3 separate regions of the Homo sapiens genome follow, and all the other regions are linked to region 2. A link is an interaction called in ENCODE POLR2A ChIA-PET data of the cell type or tissue named here. Cell type or tissue: MCF 10A. All regions are shown on one strand.

Region 1 (8,000 bases), 97 kb after region 2:
GCTAAGTTACCTGCCTCTCTGAGCCTCAGTATCAGCACCAACAAAATGAAGAAGATTTCTGTGTGTGTGGTTTTTTTTTTTGAAGATTAAATAAAATGAAAAGAGAAAATGGCATGATGGACTCGAACGGTGCAAATTGAGATCTCTGCAGATAGTTTTCAGCGCACAGTGTCTGGCACCTGAGGCATGAAGAGGATTTAAATAAACATGAAATTAAATAAGTTTGTCAATTTAAAGCAACTGGAATGGTGCTTGGTGTACGGTGGCCTCCCAGCACATATTAATTCTCTTTATGGTTATAGTCATTACTGTTTGCCACAATCCCTCACCTCAGAGAATAGAAAGATATTAGAATCACATCTTCCTAACTGTTGTGGGAGCTTTAATACAGTGCTAAATCGAGTGCTGCAGGAGTGACATGACTGTCTGAGCCTTGGTTTTCTCCTTTGTAGAATGGGAATGTTATACTCTGTTTGCAAGGTTGTTGTTGAGATTAGAAGTAACACCTGAGAAGATTCCAGCACAATGTGGTTGCTTGAGAAATTGTAAATATTAACACTAACAGGTGTTTCTTGAGCAAAGATAGAGCATGCATTAAACTATGTATCTATTTTCTCGGCAAGAGAGGCCACCAGAGAGATGCTCTAGGTTTCTCTTAGGTACACCAGTGTGAGGTAAGAGGCTCCCTTGATCAGGGGAAAGGGGAGAACAGAGTTTTTGTAGGACTTCACAACCTTAGCAAGGCTGATCTTACTTCTGGAATACAGAGCATGTGGGTGAGAGGACCAGTTAACATAACAGGCCATGGGGGCTTCTGGAAGGGAAAAGGTTGACAACACAGTTGCTTCTCCCTGGGATTTTTTTTTTAATGCAATGATTTTATGTATTTTTATAGCCAATTACAGTAAAATCTAGCAAATTCCATGATTATTTTGAGAGATCTTTATCATGAACAGGAATAGATGGATAATGATGCACATAGATCTCCACAGAATGATCAGGAAGATCTAATTATATTCAAAAATGCCTTTAACTATTCTAATAGGAAAATGAGATACAAGTGTAGAAGGTTGTCAAGACTATGACATGGAAATGAGTGATGCTGTTAATAATCACAGAGCTGGCCATCTCTCACCTGGACTATTACCACCGCCTCCTAACTGCTCCATTCTATCACCTAAGTCATCTTTCCTACACATCCAACACATTGTGTTACTTCACTGCCCAGATTTCATTTTTGGCATTCCATCACTTACAGAAATCCATCCAGAGCCCTCGGGATGCCATATAAAGTTCTTCTTTCCCCATGACGAGGCATGTCTGACTCTCCAGCCATGTCACTCTCTGTTCCTAAACAAGCCCTCTGTGCTCCAGTCCTACGAGCTGCTTTCAGTTCCCAGAATGCCTGTTGCTCCATGTGGAAACTGCCCAGGCTGCTCCTGGGAAGGACGGAAGCAGTACAGTGAGGGAAATCAAACAGCCAGCCAGGCATCCCTGAGATTTCAAGTTAGAAAGACTTACTGGGTTTGGGGGGACGGGGTTCCCGCTAAGACCTAGGGACAGGGAAAAGAAAAGTACCAAGAAATAGAAAATAGCTGTGGGGATGGAGTTGCTCGATTTAGCAAATAAAAACACATCTCACTTGAATTACCTCATTCATTTCCTTTGTAGGGTTGCCAAATAAATGGCAGTTTTTAAAGTGTATGTCCTGTGCAATATTTGGAATACGCTTAAACTATATAAGATGATGATTTGTTTATTTGCAATCAGATTTAACTGGGCATCCTTTATTTTATCTGGCGACCTACATAGGGGATGAATGAAATAGCCCGTGGAGGTTGGGTCTGCCATGGAACTGGGAGTAGGTCTGAGTGCTGGTTTTAGGTTGCCAAAAAGGAGGCCAAGCTGTGGGAGGTTTATGCCCTGGAAGTCTGCAGCTTCAGTAAGTTTAAGGGGCCTGGCCATGATGTACTGGGAGTCTGGGCCACTTTGGGGTGGGGTGTAATGTTGGGGTAGTGGGATTCTCGCTGTGGTTGTCCCTAGTCTCAAAAAGCTGGGACCTAATTTGTTCTTGGAGATAGATATGAGCAGAACTGAACCTTCCCTCTGTAATCTTAACAAAAGTGGAAGGTATCGGAGTGTCTTCAGGGGCATGGTCTGGACATCCTGCTAATACGGGTAGGTGGGTCACTGACCATTGCAATGGAGCAACAGGCACATTATCTCATTTCATTTGTCTTTTAACTGCTAGAACAACTTTGTTGAGGTATAATTTATTCCTATAAAATTCCCTCATTTTAAGTGAAGGGTCAATTATTTTTTAGTTTCTTAGTGAGTCCTGTAGCCATCACTACATTCCAGTATCAGGACATTTCTGCCACCCCAATAAGACCCCCATACCTGTTCATAGTTAATCCCTGCTGCCTCCCCCAAGCCCAGAAAACCACGAATCTACCCTCTGTCTCCATGAATTTGCCTTTTCTAGATATTTCATAAAGTCATACAAAATCTAGTCTTGTGTGTGTCTGCCTTCTTTCACTTAGCAGAATGTTTCTGAGGGTCAATCGTGTTGTAAATGCAATCCAGTCCTTTTTATAGCTGACTATTATTTCATCATACAGATGTGCCACATTTTGTTTATCCCTTCACCAGTGAATGGACGTTTTGGCTTTTCAATTTTGGTTATTACAAAAATTCCTACTAGAAAATTTGCACAGGGTGGACGTGGTGGCTCATGCCTGTAATCTCAGCACTTTGGGAGGCTGAGGTGGGAGGATCACCTGAGGTCAGGAGTTCAAGACCGGCCTGGTCAACATGGTGAAACCCTGTCTCTACTAAAAATACAAACATTAGCTAGGCGTGGTGGCAGGCACCTGTAATCCCAGCTACTGGGGAGGCTGAGGAAGGAGAATCGCTTGAACCTGGGAGGCAGAGGTTGCAGTGAGCAGAGATTGTGCCGCAACACTCCAGCCTGGGTGACAGAGCAAGACTCCATCTCATAAATAAATAAATACATAAATAAAATAAAATAAATTTGCTTGCATACCTTTTTTATTTTTAATAATCTAACTGTATGTGTGTAAGTTGGAGTGGGAAAGGATAGTTTTAAAATTGAATAAAAATTGAGGAAATGGTTCACCTGTTTTTATTTTATACTCCTGCTTTAAGAGTTAAGATACAATTTACTTATTTTTTTTGATTCATAACACACATCCATTTGATTAGTTCTGAGCAGTACTGTGGCCCAGAAAAATCAAAGCTTCAGTCTAGTGGTATTATGAAACCAAGGACAAGACGAGGCATGAGAAACAAACCATTTAGCAGGCTAGCTTATGCAAGCCCTTAAATGTTAGAAAGAAAGAACTGAAAAACTCAACTTGTAGGAATACTCACTACAAAACTAAGCATTTTTCCTATCATGTATATCTGTGGATTTGGATATAAGTTTTAGAAGATGGTTTAGTATTTTAAAATGGATGTACTAAATTGCCATCTAGAAATTACCAGCTGTATTTTAGAGCAAGCAAAAGAACCCCTGCAGCCTGCAAGAATGAGTGGATTGTGCAAAGAAAGCCTATAAAAGAGCCAAAGTGTTGGGGACTAACAGAGTAGAATAAGAGAGAAAGGTGGACAGTGACTGGTTTTGCTTGCCTTTTTTTTGGAATCAGCACCCAATTCTCTTGTGGGAGACTTCCTCTCCGTCTCTGCTGGTCCATGTGGCTTGGGTGTGGCTGTTGCCCCATCACTAGCTCCAGGGTGTGGTTTTATCTTGGCCTGAGTGAAGATGCTGCTCGTGGTGATTAGTTCAGGCTGGCATAGATTTGAGTTAGCTGGCCTGAAGTTTGTATTCGTTTTTTGAGGCAGAGGGACATGAATAGGGAGACTATTGGGAAAGAGTAGCTGGTTTTCTCCTGGAGTTGGTGAGCTGATAGTAAAAGTAACCTGTTAGAGAAAAAAACAAAAGAAGGGAATGTTCTTGGGACACACAGAAGGAAAGATTTCCGATGATATCATTTCACTACGCAGATGAAGCAGGGCCTGAATAAGTATCCCCTCTCCATGCTGTTTTTTGCTCAAGTTTGAGATGAGATTTTGTTGCCTGCAGTGGAAAGAGCCTTGACTCTGCTTGTGTCTGGAATAAATAGGGGTCATCAGAATTTGATTTAAAAGTGGCATGCTGTCTCTTGTTCCTCAGTGTTGTGGAGGAAGTTCTTACCTGCACAAGTGTTTCTGGCTGAGCTTTAGAACACAGAAAACAATCTGTTTGCCTCTGCACTAAATCTTTGCTTCCTTTTTAGTTCCCCCTTAGCAAAGTGATCTGAGATTGGGAGAAAAGTCTTGGTTAACATAAAACGTGCTTGATAAGGAGTTCTTATCATCTTCAGAGTCTGTTTACCTGCCCAGTGTCAGCTGGTAAGTACAAGAACCATTCCTGTTACAGATGGGGAAACTGAGGCACAGAAATGCTAAACGATTGGGTTAAAGAGACACAGTGAAGAGATCAATCCATCTGTAGCTTTCTGTTCCCTTTCCCTGCAAACTTTCACTTTAAGAAGAATCCAAACTATGCTTGTCCAAGGGGTGTCGCTTTACCTGCCCTGTAGACTTTGTGAGGACCGGGCTATCTTATTCTCGGCTGCATTCCAAGCACCTGGTCCATGTTAAACACTCAACCTGTGTTGACAGAAAAGAAGGAAATTCAGGCTTGGAGAAGAAGAAAGAGTAGGCTCAGAAAGAAGGTACAGGTTTTATGTGCCAAGTAGGATAGTTGAAGCCTAACATCATCTGAAAACAAGCAATTGCAAAGTTGGTGATTGCTAAATTGGCTTGAAATTATATATAAGATATACTTGCTAAATTGGCTTGAAATTATAGATGAGATATGCGTTCAAAAAGATAAGGTCTTATCCTGGCAGGAAAATGCATAGGAATGATGAATGTTTGCCAAGGAGACTGTTGGGACTTTTTATCCGTGATGTTCACCACAGTCCTGAAGCAAATTATTCATCCCATTTTACAGAAGGGAAACCCTTGGCTTAGTGGGGTGAGCATTGCCCAGCACTGATGGCATTCCCATCCTGAGCCGACTGATGCCAGTTCTCCGAAGTGTCACATTGGAGCTTTTTAAAAATAATCCCTCCATCTGGTGTGCACTTCCCTCCAATTAAATCAAATGCTCTGAGGGATAGGACCTAGAATCACTATGTTTAAAGTTTTGCAGTTGCCTCCAAATTTGAGAACCACTTCTCTCAGTGGTGCTAGTTCACCTAGAGCCAGTGCAAGTAGTGCTGGGCGCCTTGACTCACCCTCACTTGCCATCCTCTCTTCCCATTGCTCCATGCCTTTCTTGCTTGATAGCTCATTTTTCCTCTTTTTGGAGTTTTCTGGTGGGATTTTGTATTGATGGAATCATCTCAGAGATGGGTGACTCAGAGGGTGGACTGTTTGCTGGTGATTCATGCCCATGTCTGGAATGTTGATAACTCACCTATCTGCATCATTTCATCCCAAACAAATGGGTGCTGTGGAGAGGCTGCCAGAGGAGGATGAGAGAGGGGAGACGGAAACTAATCCTGTATGAAGAAAAATGCAAGAAAATTTCATTTAATTATGATCTCTTTTGATTTCCCTAGGCATTTCCTTTGGTCTTACAGGATTGAGTGGATACGGTTGCTTTGGGAAGGAGCTGTGTTAGCTATGATTTCCAGCTGTGGGTTGGCTTGTCCTCTGTTCTGCTGTCTTGGTTGTGGGAGGCCTCGCCATGCCAAGCATGGGCCTCAGAACAGCAGCATTGGCATCAATGGTGTCTGCTAGAAATGTGGAGTGCCAGGCCCCACCCCAGGCCTGTGGATCAGAATCTGCATTTCAACAAGATTCCCAGGGGATTTGGGTACACATTTCTATTTGAAAAGCCCTGTGGTTTGTGCCCAGAATGTACTATGGTGACCCACTAATATTCTTTCATGGTAATATTAGCAATAGTACAAATACTAATGGATGCTAGGCAGTGTGCTGAGAAGCCTTATATGTATTACTTTGTTGAAATATCTAAACAATCCTTGACCTAGATGTTATGATTATTCCCATTTTTCTTGGGGAGGAAACAGAAATAAATGGCCCCATGCTGGTGAGAGGCAATGAGAAGCATGATCCCAGATGGAATTCAGGTCTTGCCCTCATCTAAAATTCATGGTAGCTCTATGTTACACTGTTCATCTTTTTGAATGAATTAACTAGGGAGTCCCAAGTTGCCCTCATTTATTCATTTGCTCAGTCCTCAGACATTTTCTGAGTCTGCTTTGGACCAGGTTGCGGGCCAGGCACTGGGGTGAACTTGGAGATGAATGAGGTAAAGCCTGCCTCCTCATGGCCCTCTCAGTGTGGAGGGGTGGTGGGAAGATGGGAGGGAAGAGGAGAAAGATATAAATATTGAATGTCTTCTGCTTCCTCTGGGCACCCATAGTTTATGCTGTCGGCCAACCTTGAAGTTGAACTCAGCATGTTGTTTCTCTCCCAACGACTACATCCATTGCTTTAAGCACTGGTGACTCATGCATTTTACTGAAGGTTTTGTGACGAGAGAAGAGGTTCCTTTGCACCCCATGCAGCAAACAGCTTAGGAGACATCACCATGAGACTTCTAAGCCCTCCTCATTTCTTCTCTCCACTTTCCTCCATGCAGCTCTGAATCACCATCCTTTGCCTTCTTCTGCAAAGACTCTGAGCTCTTCACTGGCTGGTCCACAAACCCTGGAGATGCAGCCACTCACTGAGCATCTTAGAGCCTCCACCCATTGGAAACCTGTCTTTCCCTAGCCATTTGGCTGCCAAGAAAACCCAGCTTGTCTTAATGTTATTATATTTTATAGTTACCATAGCACATGAGAAATGGTTTGGTGCAGTGCCATCCAGAAATCATGGGGGTCACCAAAAAGGAAACCAGTGGCTAAACACAGTAGAAATGCTGGTTCTGTTGTTCAATTTTCTACCTTCATTTTCATACTTTAATTAGAAATGTTTCAGTGAAGTTCTGCCTGTTTATTCTTAGTATAAATAGGATGGCAGATCAGACGTTACTTTAAATCATCTACTCTAGGGGTTTGCTTTTGTTTGTGTGGTTTTTAGCTAATTCTTTTTTGAAAATGTGTAAACTCACTATGCAAAGCAGATCGAGATAGAGGTGGTCTCATTGAGCTTGGAGCCATTCTTCTCACTCAAGGTCCCTCTATTCTCCCCTTTCCCTGACCTGGTTTCTTCTTGTCCCCCTTAACACTGACACTGGCCTCTGAAGAATCAATACATTGGTCTCCACATGTGTCAGAATACTGTTGGTTAAAAATGACAAATAGCTCAGTAACTGAAATTCTGGACTAGCTTCAGGCGTAGCTGGATCATGGTGCTCAAATTCTAGGATCAAAAATCTCCTCTCTTTCTTTTGCCTGCTTTCTTTGATGTTGGCTTCATCCTCTAATAGACTGGTCCCTCACTCCTTAAGCCTCAGGTAGCTTGGTAACAAAAGGCTTGGGGGAGGAAGTCCTCTCTTTGTCTTAGTATTTCAAGGATGGTATTATTGAGTCTCCCCAGGCTGTCTTAGGTCATGGACCTGGCTGCTGTGGCCAAGAGATAGAGGACTCCAGTTGGTCAGGTGTGGGCCAGACACTTGCCTTGGGGCTGGTGTTGAGGTGGAGTTTGTTTCACCTGAAACACAGTGCTGTGGCAGCCGTGACCTGTGACCACCACAGACAAGGATGAGGGTTGAAAACCACACATTGGATTCGGAATCCAGCTCTGCCAGTCGCGTAGATGGTATGACTGAAACCCACAAGATAACAATAGACTTGCTCATGTCATACGAGCCTTGAGCCACGCCTGGTCCCAGGCTCTCCTGAATTTCAGCTTGGTTTCCTCCACTTGGCACCCGCATCTTTTCAGGGTGAGGAAACAGTTTCTTCTTTCCTGATAAACAGAGTCCTTCACAGCCACTCTCTGATAGTTACCCT
Region 2 (8,000 bases):
GCCACGCATTTTTCTTCCTAACCTTTGGGGAGACTAAAGAAGCTGAAATAAAAGAATTTATGAGGGCGTGACTTGCAGGCAATGGAAAATTTTTAGACATTCATTTCTTCGTGAAACATTGCCGTAAGTACCCGGGATGTGTTAGGCACTGTCCTGAATGCACAGGACGGCGTGACACATCTTCTGTCTGTACTCAGCATGCATGCACATGTGTGTGAGAGTGTGTGTGAGACAGTGTGTGTGTGAGATGCCCCTTCTGCCTCTCCCCAACATTTTTTAAAGTACAAAAACCTGTAATAGAGAGGGGGTAGGAAGGTTTAAAGAATGAGCCAAGGACCTTGCCAAGCCGATCGCAGTGTTTGGAGTGACACCTGTTTTCTTCCACTTGAGAAATCATATTAATAATAAACACTATATTGTGTATATTCTGTACTAGGCACTGTTCTGAGTACTTTGAAAATATTGGCTGGGCACGGTGACTCATGCTTGTAATCCTAACACTTTGGGAAGCTGAGGTGTAGGAGGATTGCTTGAGGCCAGAAGTTCAAGACCAAGCTGGCCAACATATCTTTTATTTTATTATTTTATATTTTTGAGACAGATTCGTGCTCTGTCGTCCAGGCTGGAGTGGAGTGATACGACCTTGGCTCACTGCAACCTCCGCCTCCCGGGTTCAAGCGATTCTCCTGCCTCAGCCTCCCGAGAAGCTGGGACTACAGGCACGTGCCACTATGCCCGGCTAATATTTGTATTTTTAGTAGAGACGGGGCTTCATTATGTTAGCCAGGCTGGTCTCGAGCTTCTGACGTCAGGTGATCCACCCACCTTGGCCTCCCAAAGTGCTGGGATTACAGGCGTGAGCCACCGCGCCCGGCCTCATCTCTAATTTTAAAAAAAGGAAATATTAATGCATATAATCCTCACAACAACCTTGACTACTGTCAACCCCACTTAACAGAAGAGGATCTGAGAAGCCCAGAGAGGTTGAGTAATTTACCAAGGATCACACAGGGATTACTGTCAGAGCTGGGATCCAAACTCGCTGAGTCTGGGTCCAGGGCCTTTGCTCTGAACAACCATGCTATGTTACTCCTCGTGTATTCATGAGTGTCTCCTCTGTGCCAGGCACTGTTCTCAGTGTAGGGGACAGAGCAATGGAAAAAACTGACAAAACCCCACCCTCGATGAGCTTATGGTCTTATGGGAAGGCAGGGACAATAAACAGAAGAGTAAAATACCAGGGCTGCTACCTGTGACAAGTGCCATAGAGAAACACCAATGGGGCGGGAGACAGGGAGTAGGAGGAATGTTAAATAAGGCCATCAGGGAAGGTCTCCCTGAAAAGGTGCCACTGGAACCAGAACTGACGGAGACAAAAGGACACTGGGGCTCTGGGAGAGCAAGTCATCTGCCTGAACTCCCCCTACGTCCCTGGAAGGAATAAGTGGCACAGGCAGGCGGGGCTGCTAGGCGGTTTACAGGACATGGAATCATGTTAAGACAAAAAGGCAGGTCTCTTCTGTGGCTTTCCCTACCCCTCTTACAGAGACCCCCTGCCAAGGCAGCGTGGGTGGGCCTCTTTGGCTCTTAATTAAACACCTGGCAAATTTGGAGAGCCCAGCTGGGCAGCACACTCCTACCTCCCGACGAGGGTGGGCGGCCAGAACAGACGACAGGGGAGGTTCTGGGCTCTGGCCAAGCCCAGACCCTCCCTGCACTGCTCCCAGGCCCTGCTGGGGACGCGTTTTCTCAGGCAGATGAGTTATCTTTTGTCCTAATCTCCTTTGAGGTTCTGATCCCACTTGGGTTTCTGCCGATTTTACCACGGTGCAGAAGAAACAAGGACAGCTCACGGGGCCCTGGGGCCTTGTGACTGTATATATTTACTGCAATTATAGTCATTTCTAACCTTAATTTAGGACACACCAGATGCCAGGTATGAACATATCTCATTTTACATTCATATTCTATGAAGTCTGAATTATTAACGTCCCATTTTACAGATGAGGGGCCTGAGATAGAGAGAAGGGAATTTGATCAAAGTCAACAACAAGTGAGTAGAGAGAGGAATCCAGGGAGTCTGAGGCCAACTCTTTGCCACTGTATACACACACACCGCTCCAGTGCCAGGGCCTGAGCTGGGGACAAGGTCAATGTGGCTGACAGGCAGGACAAGAGGCCATTCCAGATGAGTGCAGAGAAGACCCACAGCCATGGGGTGGAAGCAGGCCCAGTGGAGGCATCCGAGACCTCACAGGTCGTTAGAGAGGGCTTCCCGGAGGAAGGAACAGCTGGGCTGGGCCCTGAAGAATCATCAGGAGGCGGCACGGTGTGTGCAGAAGGTGCCACTCTGGAGAGGATCCCCAAGACCTGTGTGCCACCTGTCGGACTGGAGAAGGCAAGGAAGGAAGTTGATCTGGGCAGGAGGCATGATGAAAGCCTGGGTCCAATCCCCATCCGCTCCTTACTGAAAAGCTAGGAAACGGTCAGGAGATGTTCGCTGGGCCGGCGGCACTCCGCTGAGGCCTGCACCAGCTCATGGAGTTGTCTCCCAAACTCTTGCTGGGAAGGTGCTATTTTTGGCCCTCTAAAGGTCAGAAAACAAGCTCAAAAGCCTTCAGGACTCGGTCTGAGGTCACCGGGCGATGAATGGAGGGGCCCTGTCTGCACCCAGGCAAACAAAGAGGCTCCAGACTGCCAGGCCGGATGCGCTCCGGGCTGGACGCCGGCTCCGCGTGTCTGGGCTTGCCATTCCTGGACCGCCAGACTTCATTTACTACTATTTTTATTTAAAAAGACTCACTTGGAAGAAAGTGATAGATTTCTTGAAAGGAAAGCTGGTATGACTGCTCTGAAGGAAAACCAGTTTTCACTTAGCACCAATGGAAAGTGACGGAAATGAAACATAACAAACAGCACTGTGGGTTTCTTGCCCGCGGCTTCCCTGAGGACGCCTGCTCTTCCACTCAGAAGAAAAGGGAGGAGCAGCGAGCGTCGGGAGGTGTTCAAAACACAGCGAGACCCAGCCAGAAGGCCTGGACAACAACTCCGCAGGCAACGTGTGGAAGTTCAGACCAAGTCAGTCGGCTGCGCCCCAGCCTGGCTGAGGCTCTGCAGACCCGGGGCTCGGCCGAAGACTGCGCGACCTTGGGCAGAGCGCCACACCTTCCCGAGCCTCAGTTTCTCTGGCTGTCAACTAGGAGGATCGCTTCCTTGGCTTGCAGGGATTTGGGGTTTCGGGGACCCTGGAAGAGCTCGGTCCCGGGCAGCTACAAGTGCAAAGGCGTCCTTGGCGGAGGCGGCCGGACCCCGGCGCGGCCCTGCGGACGTCTGGGGACCTGGACACCGCCCGGGATCAGGGTCGGGGTGGGGTGCTTACCTGGTGGCCGCGGCAGTCCCCGCGCGCCGTGCGGAGCAGCCGGGCGTCTAGCCTGGGCGGGAGCAGGGCCAGGGCCAGGGGCGGCGGGGCGCAGGGGGCGGTGGCGCCCAGGAGCCAGGTGGCGCGAGGCCGGACCCGGGCGCCCACCCTGCCTGCCGGACCCAGCAACGCCAGCAACCCGGCCATGGTGCGCAGCTAGGCGCAGCACCCGCGCCGCTGACCCGGGAGGCGGGCGGAGGCCGGGGAGGGTGGGCGGAGCTGACCCGGCGAGGGCCCTCCCCGGCCCCGCCCGCCGGCTTCGCCGCCGCGCGCGCGCGCTGGGCGGGACTGAGGAGGCCTGTGCACATCCCCTTGGCTCACCCGCTAGCTCCGCTCCTCGGGAGCCGGAGTCCAGGGCTGGTGGGCGGGGCTGAAGGAGCGCGCCCCGCCTCCTCTCCGCCCACCAGCCCCGCCCCTTTGGGGGTGGGTGCAGGTCTTTTCAGGGTCTTGGGCTTTCTAACTGTGGTGTGTAGTTGGCGGGTTTCCTTATTCTGCGGGCACAAAGGTGGGCGTAGGGCCGTGGCTTATGAGCTTTTCTCCCTGCAGAAATGGGTGAAATCTGAAAAAAAATTATAGATATGTTTACGTGTTAGCTCCAAAGAAGAAAATAAATATGAGAATTGATATTAGTACATGTTTAATAAAAAGTCCTCTGACCCTCATAGATTGTTGGCGTGAATGTAAAGCGAAAGATGGTGTGGCAGTTTCTTGAAAAGTTAGACATACACTAACCATACAACCCAGCAACTCCACTCCTCGGTAGCTTCTCAAGAGAAACAAAGGCTCGACACTCAAAGACTAAAATGTGAAGACACCAATGTTTGTAGAGATCTTATAAATATTAGTCAACAATTAGGAATGCCCATAAACTGGGACGTACTGTGGCACAAGTCTTCAATGGGACGCAATGCAACAATTAAAGGGAACAGACTACTGATACATGCACAACATAAATGAATCTCAAAGCTCTTATGCCAATTGAAAAAATCTAGGCACAAAAGTCACACACTGGAGGATTCCAGCTACATGAAGTGCCCAGAATAGGCAAAATCACAGAGACCTAAAACAGATCCGTGGTGGCCTAGGGCTGGGAGTGGGAAATGAGATTGACTGCCAAGGAGTGGGAGGAACGTCTTGGGGTGAGGGAAGGATCCTAAACCCAGATTGTAGGGATGGTGACAGCTGTGTAACTAAAACTCGTGGGACTGTACACTTAACATGGATGAATTTTATGCTGTGTAAATTATACTTCAATAAAGATGTTCTGGCTGGGTGGAATGGCTCATGCCTATAATCCAAGCACGTTGGGAGGCTGAGGTGGGAGGATTACTTGAGCTCAGGAGTTCAAGACCAGCCTGAGCAACATAGCGAAACCCTGTCACTACAAAAATAAAAATAAATTAGCCTGGTGTGGTGGCATGCACCTGTAGTCCCAACTACTCGGGAGGCTGACGCAGAATTGCTTGAGCTCAGGAGGTCCAGGTTTCAGGGAGCCACGATGGTGCTACTGCACTCCAGCCTGGGTGACAGAGCGAGACCCTGTCTCTCTAGAAAAAGAAAAAGAAATATATTTTACAAAAGATGTAATATTCTATTAGTCAACTGCAATTCAACTCAACCAAGCTCTTACACAGGCACAGAAATGATATTAAACACATATGCATTAAAAAATATTTATTACATAAGATGGAGTTATAGCTGTGAAAGTAACAGGGTCTGTTGGAGGGAGGTCCTAAAGTGCCCCTGGATGGGAATCCTTCCATTTAAGTGTCTGCAAGAAGCTGGGGAAGAGTGCTTAAGGGTGCAGATTGTCTGTCAGGTTGGCCCTAGAAGTCCAGCTGTGTGATTTGGAAGTAGTGACTCAACTTCTCTGAGCCTTGGTCTTTTCATGTGTAAAATGAAGATAATAATAGTTTCCCCCATGAGATTGTTGAGATAATTCTTTGACACAGTTCTTGGAAAGGGCTTCACTCAGTGCCTGGTGCACAGAGAGGGCACACACGTTAGCTGGGATGTTGTAGAGATGCCTTGCCTGAAGCCCCTCTGTCACCCGGTGACAGTGCCACCTCCAGATGGCATCTGATCTCGACTTCCTCATGGTTCCCATGATTTTCTTTCTTTTTTTTTTTTTTTTGGAGATGGAGTCTCGCTTTGTCGCCCAGGCTGGAGTGCAGTGGCGCGGTCTCAGCTCACTGCAACCTCAGCCTCCCGGGTTCATGCCATTCTCCTGCCTCAGCCTCCCAAGTAGCTGGGACTACAGGCGCCCGCCACCACGCCTGGCTAATTTTTTGTATTTTTAGTAGAGACGGGGTTTCACTATGTTAGCCAGGATGGTCTCGATCTCCTGACCTCGTGATCCTCCTGCCTCGGCCTCCCAAAGCGCCCGTGATTTTCTTGTCACCAGGCCTTCTTCATTCATTTAAGTTTCCTGCCCAGGCTTCATGGGCAGTTGAGTTTGTGATTCATGCTATATGCTTATTAGAGAAGAGAAAAAGGTAATTTTGTTTTTCCCTTTAAATTTGACAGTAAATATAATACTGTAATTATAGACTTTAGGTTCTTTTTTTCTTCTTCTAAAAGTGAAGAAACTTTTGCTTTTAACAAAATGTATTGGAGCTGCTGCCTGCCTGAACTTGTGACAGTTTTGTTTTTTTCTTATTGTGTCAGCTCTCTTTGTCTCTCTAGAGCAGCAGCTCATGCATGAACTATATTTATTTTAATTTCTTCATTTTCATGAATAGATAATGTGTTCTCACGGTTCAGATTTTTAAAGGTACAAAAAGTCTACACAATGACAAGCTTCCTTCCTATCCCAGTGACCAGTTCTCCTCATTTTTTTCTCCCTAGAGACAAACACTGTTACCCGTTGCTTGTGCATATCCTTCTAGAAAATTTTACATGTGTGCAGGCAAATTCCTATGAACGGTTTTCATTGCTGTTTTTACCCAAGTGGGGCATAGTATACACAGTGTTCTTCACCTGGACTTTTTTTGCTTCCATTATATTTTAGAGTTTTCTGAATATGTACACAAAAATCTTCCTTATTCTTAAAATCTGCTTAGCATTCCAGTGTATTCCAGGGTGCTGTAATGCTTTAACCAATCCCTTGTGGGTGGACCATTAGGGTATTTAGGGTATTTTCCAGTCCTTGTGATCATAAACCATGCTGTGATGAACCAGCGGGTATTTCTGTCACTTGCCGTGTTTAAGTATGCCTGTGTAATAAATTCCTCAAAGTGAAATTGCTTAGTGAGAAGATATGTGTATTTGTAAATTTGAATAAATGGCAAAATTTCACTCCATAAAGGTTGCAGAGTACAGCAAATGAGAGTTTTTTGTTTGTTTGTTTGTTTTGAGATGGAATCTTGCTCTGTCACCCAGGCTGGAGTGCAGTGGTGTGATCTCAGCTCACTGCAGCCTCTGTCTCCCAAGCTCAAGTGATCCTCCTGCCTCAGCCTCCTGAGTAGCTGGGACCTCAGGAGTGCACCACCACGCCTGGCTAATTTTTGTATTTTTAGTAGAGACGGGGTTTCACCATGTTGGCCAGGCTGGTCTCAAACTCCTGGCCTCAGGTGATCCGCCCGCCTCGGCCTCCCAAAGTGCTGGACTTACAGGCATGAGCCACTGCGCCTGGCCAAGAGTGTCTATTTACCCCGACTCTAAATGGTGTCTTTAGCAGAGAAATGTAGGACTGACTTTTATGATCTTAACTTGAGAATCTGACATTAAAGGCAGCCATATAAGGCCAGGCGCGGTGGCTCACGCCTGTAATCTCAGCACTTTGGAAGGCCAAGGCAGGCTGATCACCTGAGGTCAGAAGTTCGAGGCCCGCCTGGCCAACATGGTGAATCTCAGTCTCTACTAAAAATACAAAAAATTAGCCGGGTGTGGTGGTACATGCCTGTAATCCCAGCTACTCAGGAGGTTGAGGCAGGAGGTTGAGGAGGAGGTTGAGGCCCCTTGAACCCAAGAGGCGGAGGTTGTGGTGAGCCGAGATCGTGCCACTGCACTCCAGCCTGGGCAACAAGAGTGAAACTCCATCTTAAGAAAAAAAAAAAAGGTCTTCATCCTTGTCATCTTTGCATTGAGCTGGCTGAGGAGGAAAAGGAAGAGGAAAGGTTGTTCTTGCTGTCTCAGGGGTGACAGCGCCTATAGTGACAGCTACTCCGGAGGCTGAAGTGGAAGGATTGCTTGAGCCCAGGAGGCAGAGATTGCAGTGAACTATGATCACACCCCTGCACTCCAGCCTGGGCGACAGTGAGACCCAGTCTCAAAATAAAATAAAATAGTAAAATAAAAAATAATAATTAAAAAAGCAGGCAAGAAGTGCCTTTCAAGGTATTAAAATATGAAGCTGTTTTCTTCTTTTCGTAATCTCTCTCCCTTGAGTTGTCATGGTGATTTTTACTGCCTATTTAACAGTGTCCTTCTATTTTTTTTTTTTCTGAGACAGAGTCTTTCTTTGTTGTCCAGGCTAGAGTGCAGTGGCATGATCATGGCTCACTGCAACCTCAACCACCAAGGCTCAAGCAATCCTCCTGCCTCAGCCTCCTGAATAGCTGGAATTACAGGCGCATGCCAC
Region 3 (8,000 bases), 70 kb after region 2:
TGGCTGAGAAATAATTATTAAGCATAAATGTAACATTTTATTAGACTACATTGCTTAATAAGATGGATAGAGCTTCTTAAAAAAGGCTGTTTAAAAGGAGGAAATTACTTATTGTTCTAATGATACAGGGATCAGCATTAATTCTGTTCTTACTATGCATTTTTATAGATGTAAATGCTGAGAAATCTTGTTCACACATGAATAAATTGATAGACTTGAAAATAATTTTGTTACAGCAATGCCACTCAATGATTTAAGCTCCTCCTGAGCTATATGCCAAAAATCGCGTGGCGATTTACCATAAAATTTATTCTTAATGATCTATGAGCTGACAGCTCAATTAGGTCTTGCTGTAATATTTTTGAAAGCAAAGAATTGGAAACTAATGGAATTGTGGAAGGATTTATCCCCTAGACTGTAGGGTTATTCATTTTCTTAACACTTAACTCCAGTATTGAGAATTATCCTTTTGTGTGATGCCTTGGACTTTTTGGACCTGGGGATGTTACACCATAGTAAAATTATGGGTAGGGAGAAGTAGGCTGTGTGTGTGCATGTGTGCGTGTGTACGTGCCTGTGTGTGTAGAAGGAACAGGATAAATATGAAAGAGGAGAGAGGAAAAGTTGATGCAGGATTCTTGAGCGCTCCTGGGCAGAAGGAGTGTTCTCAGGTCAGTTTTAGAGTGAGCACGTTTGAGATTTGAGAACCTGGAAACTGGTAATTAGAAAACTATTCCTTTGCTGGGTGTGGTGGCATGTGCCTGTAGTCCCAGCTAGCTGTATCTGTAGTTCCAGGAGGCTGAGGTGGGAGGATCACCTGAACCTGGGGAGGTTGAGACTACTGTGAGCCATGATTGTGCCACTGCCCTCCAGCCTGGGTGACGGAGTGAGACTGATATGGTTTGGCTCTGTGTCCCCACTCAAATCTCATTTCAAATTGTAATCCCCATGTGTGGAGGGATTCGCCCATGCTGTTCTCTTGATAGTGAGTTCTCACAAGATCTGATGGTTTTATAAGTGTTTGACAGTTCCTCCTTCACATGTACACTGTCTCTGTCACCTGGCACCATGTAGGATGCCTGCTTCCACTTCCACCATGATTGGAAGTTTCCTGAGGCCTCCCCAGCCAGGTGGAATTGTGAGTCAATTAAACCTCCTTCCTTTATAAATTACCCAGTCTCTAGGAAGTTCTTTATAGCAGTGTGAGAATGGACTAATATAGAGACCGTGTCTCAAAGACCCCAAAACAAAACAACAACAGCAAAACTATCCTCAAGGCTGACTCCAGAGTCTTCATGGTATGCATACTCCACTTTGAAGCTTGCTGGTACAGGCAACGTGAGTTCAGGCTGAGTAGACCATAGTGGGTATGGGGAGTGGGAGAAGGTTTGCCAGGCAACTGGGTTTTGTGGAGACCCACGTATGAGAGGTCCAATTTGGACAGCAGGGATGGGGAGAGACATGGGCTTTAGAATGAGAGCTCAATTCAAATCCTGGCCTCATCTAATGGGTGCAGAATCTTGGAAAGTTATTCACTTTAATAGGCTTCTGTTTCTCACTGCAAAGTGGGGATAAAAATGATATTTGCAACTTTAGGCTCTTTGCAAGATCCCACAGAGACAATGAAAGACAAGGTTTCAGGCTAGCATAGTCTTCAGGGCAAGAGTGGTCCCTGTGCCCAGCAATGTCCTCCCACTTCCAGGGTTGGAGCTACATTGGGGTGAGGAGTCTGGAGTCAAGGGGACATGCCCGCCTTAGCCCATGCCCTCTCTTTAGTGCTGCCTTCCAGTACCAGGACCCTGGAAGGAATTCCCTCCTGCTAAATCCCTATGTCTTCTCCCAGGGCTGCACGTGTCTCTTCCCTGATCCATTCTTCCAGCGTGCCTCATCCACGGGTGCCCCCATCAGCCTAAGGAGTGGCTAAGGCCCTTCAGGGTGCAGGACTGAGTCAGGGGAAGGAAGAACAGGGGGTAAGGTTGGGGGTGTGGTCAGTGTAGGTGGGGGGCTGTGGCACCTCATGAGCAGAAGTTCTAGGCTTGGGTGGAAGGAGGTGAGGGAAGTCTCATGGCCTGATGTTGGGGCTCTTCACTGGTATGTAGATCGTGGGGGTGAAGGTGGGGGAAGAGATGAATCTTGGTGGGTGGTGAAAGATCTCCCCTCTCAAAATGAGGAAAAGAACATGGTTTCTGTGAGTTTCACAAGAAAGTGGAAGAGGCCAGATGGTGTGACCTGGTGAGGGAGGGAGAAATTCTTTGCAATCCCATCTTCCCATTCCCACTCCTGCCCAAGAGGAAATCATTGTCTTTGGCAGAATATACAATTGATGTTGAATTTGTGCTATCCATAGTTATTTGTATGAACTGTTGCTTCACGCATGTGTTTTTGTTTTTGTTTTCCATTTTGTTGTTAGGTGGGTGTGTTTGTCAAGGTCGGAGAATAGAAGTAATTTTATTTAACGATTTCTTACCCTACTTTGTAATGTTGAAGTACTGAGAATTATGTACGTGGACCTCAATTTGTGCTCTTGCTCCAGGTCCTGCCAATGTTAAGATCAGTACTGTTTCTGCTGCAATAAGTATTTTCTTAAACACACAAGCAAAACAATAAAAAAAAGAAGAGGTGGGCAGGTTATATTAAAATATGTCATTCCCAAATGGAGGATCTGCTTTTTCTGGGAGTCAGTCATCACTGTACTAGGCAGAACAGGCCAGACTTGCGTGGTTCTTAACCTTGGCAACTCATTGCAATCACCTAGAGAGCTTTCCAGATGACTGATGACTGCGTCCCACCCCTAGAGGTTCTGATTCATTGGTGTAGGGTGAGGCCAGGCATCCAGCTATCTAAAAGCTGCCCGGTGATTACAATGTATAGTAAGGGCTGAGAACCAGTGGGCTCGAGGAATCCTCAATTGGCTTCAGATGAGCTGAGTGACGGTGTACCTTCTTCAGGTGGGTTGTGTTATGCCTGGTGAGAAAAACTGGACTGATTCTCTTATAATCTGGACTTTTTGGCCACTGTAACTGCCTTTTAAACAGCTGCCTACTAGTTATGTTGCCAGATGTTGTTTAATCTTTGTACCTCAGTTTGCCCATCGATACAATGGGAGATAATCATAATTTCTTACCTTTTGGGGTTGTCCTGGGGATTAGTAAGATAATTTGTAAAATGTTTAGAACAGTTGTCAGCACTGAGCCGAAGCTATGTGGCACTTCCTAAATAAGGGCTGATTTGTTCCTGATGCATTCAATCTGAGACATCCCTTTGTGGACCATCGGTCAAAGACAGATGCCCAGTATTCTTTAGCTAACTTTAGCAAAGGTACACAAAGTGGCTTGATTTGTTTCTGGACATTTACCCACAAGGAAACAAATGGACCACACAGTTCTGTCTGTACCAACTCAATGATGTTGGATATAAAAGGAGCATTAGGGAGCAGAACAACATGTAATTAACCAGATAGGCAAGATTGTTGAGTTTAGCATCAGCTTTTATTTTTCTGTCTATTTTGGGTGGTGATGATGGGGTTGAAATATCTGGAATAATACAGAGAACGTCTGTGCTCATACAAGGAGTGCTTTTTCTCCCTAAGTCGGGGCCAGCTTCATGGGCATCTGACCTGCACAGTTGCTCAGGGGTCTATGTTCAAAGGGGCAGTTGCTCTTGGTTTAAAGCCCTGCTATGGCCATCCTGAAACTCTTAACAGGTTTGTCATTGAACTTATGTTTTGTAAGTGAAGTCTGATGGCACAATGTGTGTGCGCAGAGGAGACACCTGCAGTGTGAGTATACATTGCAGTTCCTTACTGCTCGTTTGCATATAGCTTTCACGATGCCCCATGAGCTCAGGATTCCAGTGGGCCCACCCCTCACAGAGTTCAATGAGACTCAAAGGGTACAAGATAAGCACCTTGCATTTTTGGCTGAAGGAGCTGGGACGCTGACAGCCTTGAGAGGTTAATTTTTTTTTTATTTGAACCAGAACTTGCCTTGAAGGCAGTGTTCTAAGAAACAAAAATGACATCCTTTTTTACTTCTCTATACTAGCCAACCACTTATGCTGAAGATGAAACAGAAGGATAGGAAAGATAGGGCAACCCAGAGCCCTTTTTCCTTTCACTTTTTCCTTCCTCATCGGTAAGCCAAATGTAGACAGTGTTGGTAGGATGTGCAAGTATCAAGAAGTGAAATAAAGTTATTGGTTCAGCGTTTCTAATGTTCTGGCAAGAATGAAATACATATGCACGTATGAACTACAAAATACAAATTGGGTAATCTCAGTGACACTGCACATGAGTTAAATGCTCTTATATTTGCATTCAAACTGACATTGCACAACATAAACAGTACAATTCATGCTAATAATTTATTTTTTTCTTAGAACAATATTAATTGGCAAATAAAAGACACCAGGACAAATTCAGAGGCCATGGAGAAAAGGAAACAGCTTTCTGTCCTGGTACATTTAACAGCATTTACCACCTACTTTTTGGACAAGGCACCTCACATTTTCATTTCCCACTAGACCCTGAAAATTATGTAGCTGGCCCTGTCAGAATTATGCTAGAAGAGGTCAGTCTCCACTGGTGTTTTTCTGCATTGGCTTCAAAGCTGTTAAGCTCCTCTTAAGCAGCTGTGCAAAACACGTTGCTGAGTGAAGGCTTTTGGAAGTGCCTGTGGTGAACATTGGCTTCTCAGCATCTATTTCTTCACTTTTCAATATTCTTTTGGCAGTAATCTTTCTACTCTCTGACTGTGCGCTTCAGTGGCAGGGCCACACCCACAGGTCAAAGGTGGAGTGACCTAGAGTTAGGTCAATCACTGCATCACAATATCTTGGTCTTACTGATTGGTTCAGGGATAGGCATGTGACCCAACCAGAGCCAATGAAATGCAAGGAATCTCAGGCTGGGAATCCTGGGAAAGAAACCAGGATTCATATTTGAACCTGGAAGCAAGTTGGCTAAAGGTTGCTACCATCTTGCTGCCAGGCATAACGTGAAGAAGAAACCAAGTTATTGAGATGGAGAGAAACCAAGTTGCTGTTAATATGATGATGTCTGAATTATTTGCAAATTGAACAAAAAGCCAGATCTATCCTTTTCAGTTAAGCAATCAAATCTTTTCAGTTAAGCATCTCACAGACAATTTGAATGCAGTCAGGTTGGGGAAGTTTGCACTTCTCTGCCAATACAAGCTCTTACACAACAAACATATACACTCCTGAAAAGTTGTGGTAAACTGAAATGTTGTAAATCAATCACATTTTAAGTATAAAATGTGTTGGATTTAATAAATCCAAAAAATAATGGATAAGTAAAGGAGATTCAACTCTTTCTAAAACTAACCAACCTGCAATAATTCCTTTAGTAATGTGAAGAATACTTCCTACAATTTATTACTTCTCAATAAATTCAGATTTAAAGTCAGTAGTTTTAGTGTCCTGTATTTTATATGTGTAAACCTGAATGACTGGATATGAGAATATGGCTATTTTAGTCACATCTAAAATACTGTTAAACAGAAACAAGGTAATTATATTAATAACAAAAAATGTACACTCATTTCAACAACATGATGAGATAAAGCTGTGAAAATGCCTAGCATACCATACATAAATGCTTGATAAATCTGAAACTCAAAAATCCTCTGCTAAGAAATATGTTCTTTATGAACATATAATCTTCATAAAGTTGTTATGAGGATTTAAGTGAGTTAATGTGAACCAACTACACACTAGTTGGTTGTAGTGGCCAACTGCAGCCAAAAAGTCCCAGTAATACAAGCAGCTGTCTAGTTACAGGGAAGGAAGACACAGAAAGAAACATTACTAAGCATGATATGCTACAAGCATTATCTCAGGTAATCCTTATATTCCTGAGAATTAGGTTTCTTTTTCTCCTTTGTACTATACAAAAACAGGAATGACAGGCCCTGGGTCACAGGGCTCATCGCCATAAGGCTAAGAGTCAAACTCAAATTTGACTGCTTCAAAACATTCACAGAAAAACAGCAACAACAACAACAAAAAACTGATACATGTGATAGTAAGAGTTAAAAGGATCATGGGTCTTTGGCAGCAAAAGGCAGAATTATTCACTCATTCATTTGTCCATTCAGTCATTCATTCCACAAAGATATATGACATTGAACATCTGCCATGGGCAAGACAGTGCTAGATATAAGACCCAAATCTGAAAGTCTATCAAGAGAGACATAAAGCAGAAAATTGTCTAACAGTGCAGAAATAACAGGCTCAAGGAAGTGGAGAAAACGGGTTTAATGTCTCACAGTAGAAAGTACAGAATGCTCAAGGAAGGCTTGGATTTAGGGTAGATGTGCATTGCCTTTAGTTCTTTTTTGCACATTTTGCTTAGGCTAAATGTGGGTTTCTGGGAGGCAGTGAAAATAAATGATGACAGGGAGAAAAATGGCTGAATCTGGTTAAAGGTTTAAGGAAGGATGCAAGCTGCAGGTGAAGTTCTGATAGAACTGAGATTTTATTGAAAATGCTGAAGAGAAGGGTTAGATGGATGGGCATAGATATAAATATGATTCTTTTTGCTGGTGCTTACAGACAGGCATCCACTGGACTTTTCTATCATTCATGTAAAATTGTGCTTGAATGCAGAGGGAAAAACCGTTCTTCAACACGGAGGCTCCCATGTGGCAGAGTGCAGGGAGGGTCCCTGTGCCTGGTGGTGGGAACTGAACACCAGGTGTTCAGTTTATGGTGACATCTGTGAACTTGTGTGGTCAGAAAATGAAGTGCCACTGGGATTCAGGATTGCTTGAAAGTGAAGATTTACCCAAAGATTCTGGATGTGGGCAATGCGGGGGAATATTAAACAAAATGACCTGTTGGGAGTTTTTTCTGTTCACCATACCGTCTCCATCATTTGGGTGAATCATGCCCACTTGTGCAACTTTTGGCCAAGTTGCCTTAGGTAATTTTTACATAATATTTATAAAACCTTCCTGTAATTGTGACTCATGGTCATGCTTCTACTCAGAATTTTGTTAAAGCTAAACATTTCAGGGAAAAAAGAAGGCCTGAATGATGTGGAAGGCTTTCAGAGAACTCAATTAAGGAAGGCAGGATGGTCAAGGCTATCATTTGCCGCAAATGCCCTTAGTCACCAAAGCTGCAGCGACAGAGATGCTAATTACATTTCTTTTACATTTCCCCTTCATTTGTTTGAAATAAAAAAGCAATAATATATACACATTTGTCAAAAGTATTCAAATGTTACCCAAATACATAAAGCCAAAGTGCAAGTTTTCTTACCGCTTGTCTGCCCGCGACTCCCAACCTGTAGATGTGACAACTGTTAACTCTTTAATATACATTCTTCTAGGACTTTCTTTATGAATGTATACTCTTTAGCTAATTGCAGTTATGTTTTTATTATACTAAAGTAATACAAGGTCAGTATGAAAAGTACACAGAAACCTTAAAAAATATATTTCCAACATTTTGCCTTGTGTATGTGTGTACATATATATACAGGTATATATGTGTGTTTGTGTATATATATGTATACGTATATACACACACACGCGCACTTAAAAACAAAAGAAAGTAGTGTCATAAAATGACCCTATGGGCAGTAATACTTTTATCATGTTTTACAGATGAAGATATTTGGGCTTAGGGTAGGGACATTGAATAACTTGCCCAAGATCACACAGGTTACAAGTAACAGAGCTGGGATCTGAACTCAGGTTTATCTGACTTCAAAGTCTGTGTCCCTGGTAACTATGTAATCCTGTTGCCCTTTCTGTGTCAACAAACAGATTCATCCCATTTTTTAAATAATGCCAGACAATTACCTGGTATAAATGTGCCATTAAAAACAATCTCACTTGGTAGCTTTTCAGATGAACTGAAAAGGTGAATGTTTGGTAGCTTCTGTTTCTGTATTTTGTTTGAAAAGTCATGATGTTCTGATACCAAGGGTTCTTCATGGTTCAAGGTACCTCAACTGCTGCTGAAAAACAGAG

Evidence for each region. Peaks named below come from ENCODE experiments on the same cell type or tissue, not always from the same donor. Only the 100,000 strongest peaks of a DNase experiment are listed, where the experiment ranks them.
Region 1: POLR2A ChIA-PET joins it to region 2 with 10 read pairs; 3 of 35 experiments call an interaction of 5 or more read pairs at or near these places.
Region 3: POLR2A ChIA-PET joins it to region 2 with 17 read pairs; 3 of 35 experiments call an interaction of 5 or more read pairs at or near these places.

Annotation. Positions count from the first base shown.
Region 1 is chr20:56,257,595-56,265,594 of GRCh38, reverse strand. No RefSeq gene overlaps it. Among named protein-coding and RNA genes, the nearest start is that of MC3R, 13 kb to the right of the region's middle. RefSeq lists an enhancer at 4,749-5,948. In MCF 10A, no CTCF peak of the experiment used is centred here; no DNase peak of the experiment used is centred here.
Region 2 is chr20:56,354,571-56,362,570 of GRCh38, reverse strand. It overlaps FAM210B (family with sequence similarity 210 member B), which reads right to left and starts at 3,597. Exons shown (of 3, transcript NM_080821.3): 1 at 3,380-3,597. The coding sequence starts at 3,565. RefSeq lists silencers at 165-354, 3,321-3,920. In MCF 10A, no CTCF peak of the experiment used is centred here; DNase peaks (open chromatin) are centred at 2,700, 2,980 and 3,720.
Region 3 is chr20:56,284,635-56,292,634 of GRCh38, reverse strand. No RefSeq gene overlaps it. Among named protein-coding and RNA genes, the nearest start is that of MC3R, 40 kb to the right of the region's middle. In MCF 10A, no CTCF peak of the experiment used is centred here; a DNase peak (open chromatin) is centred at 6,924.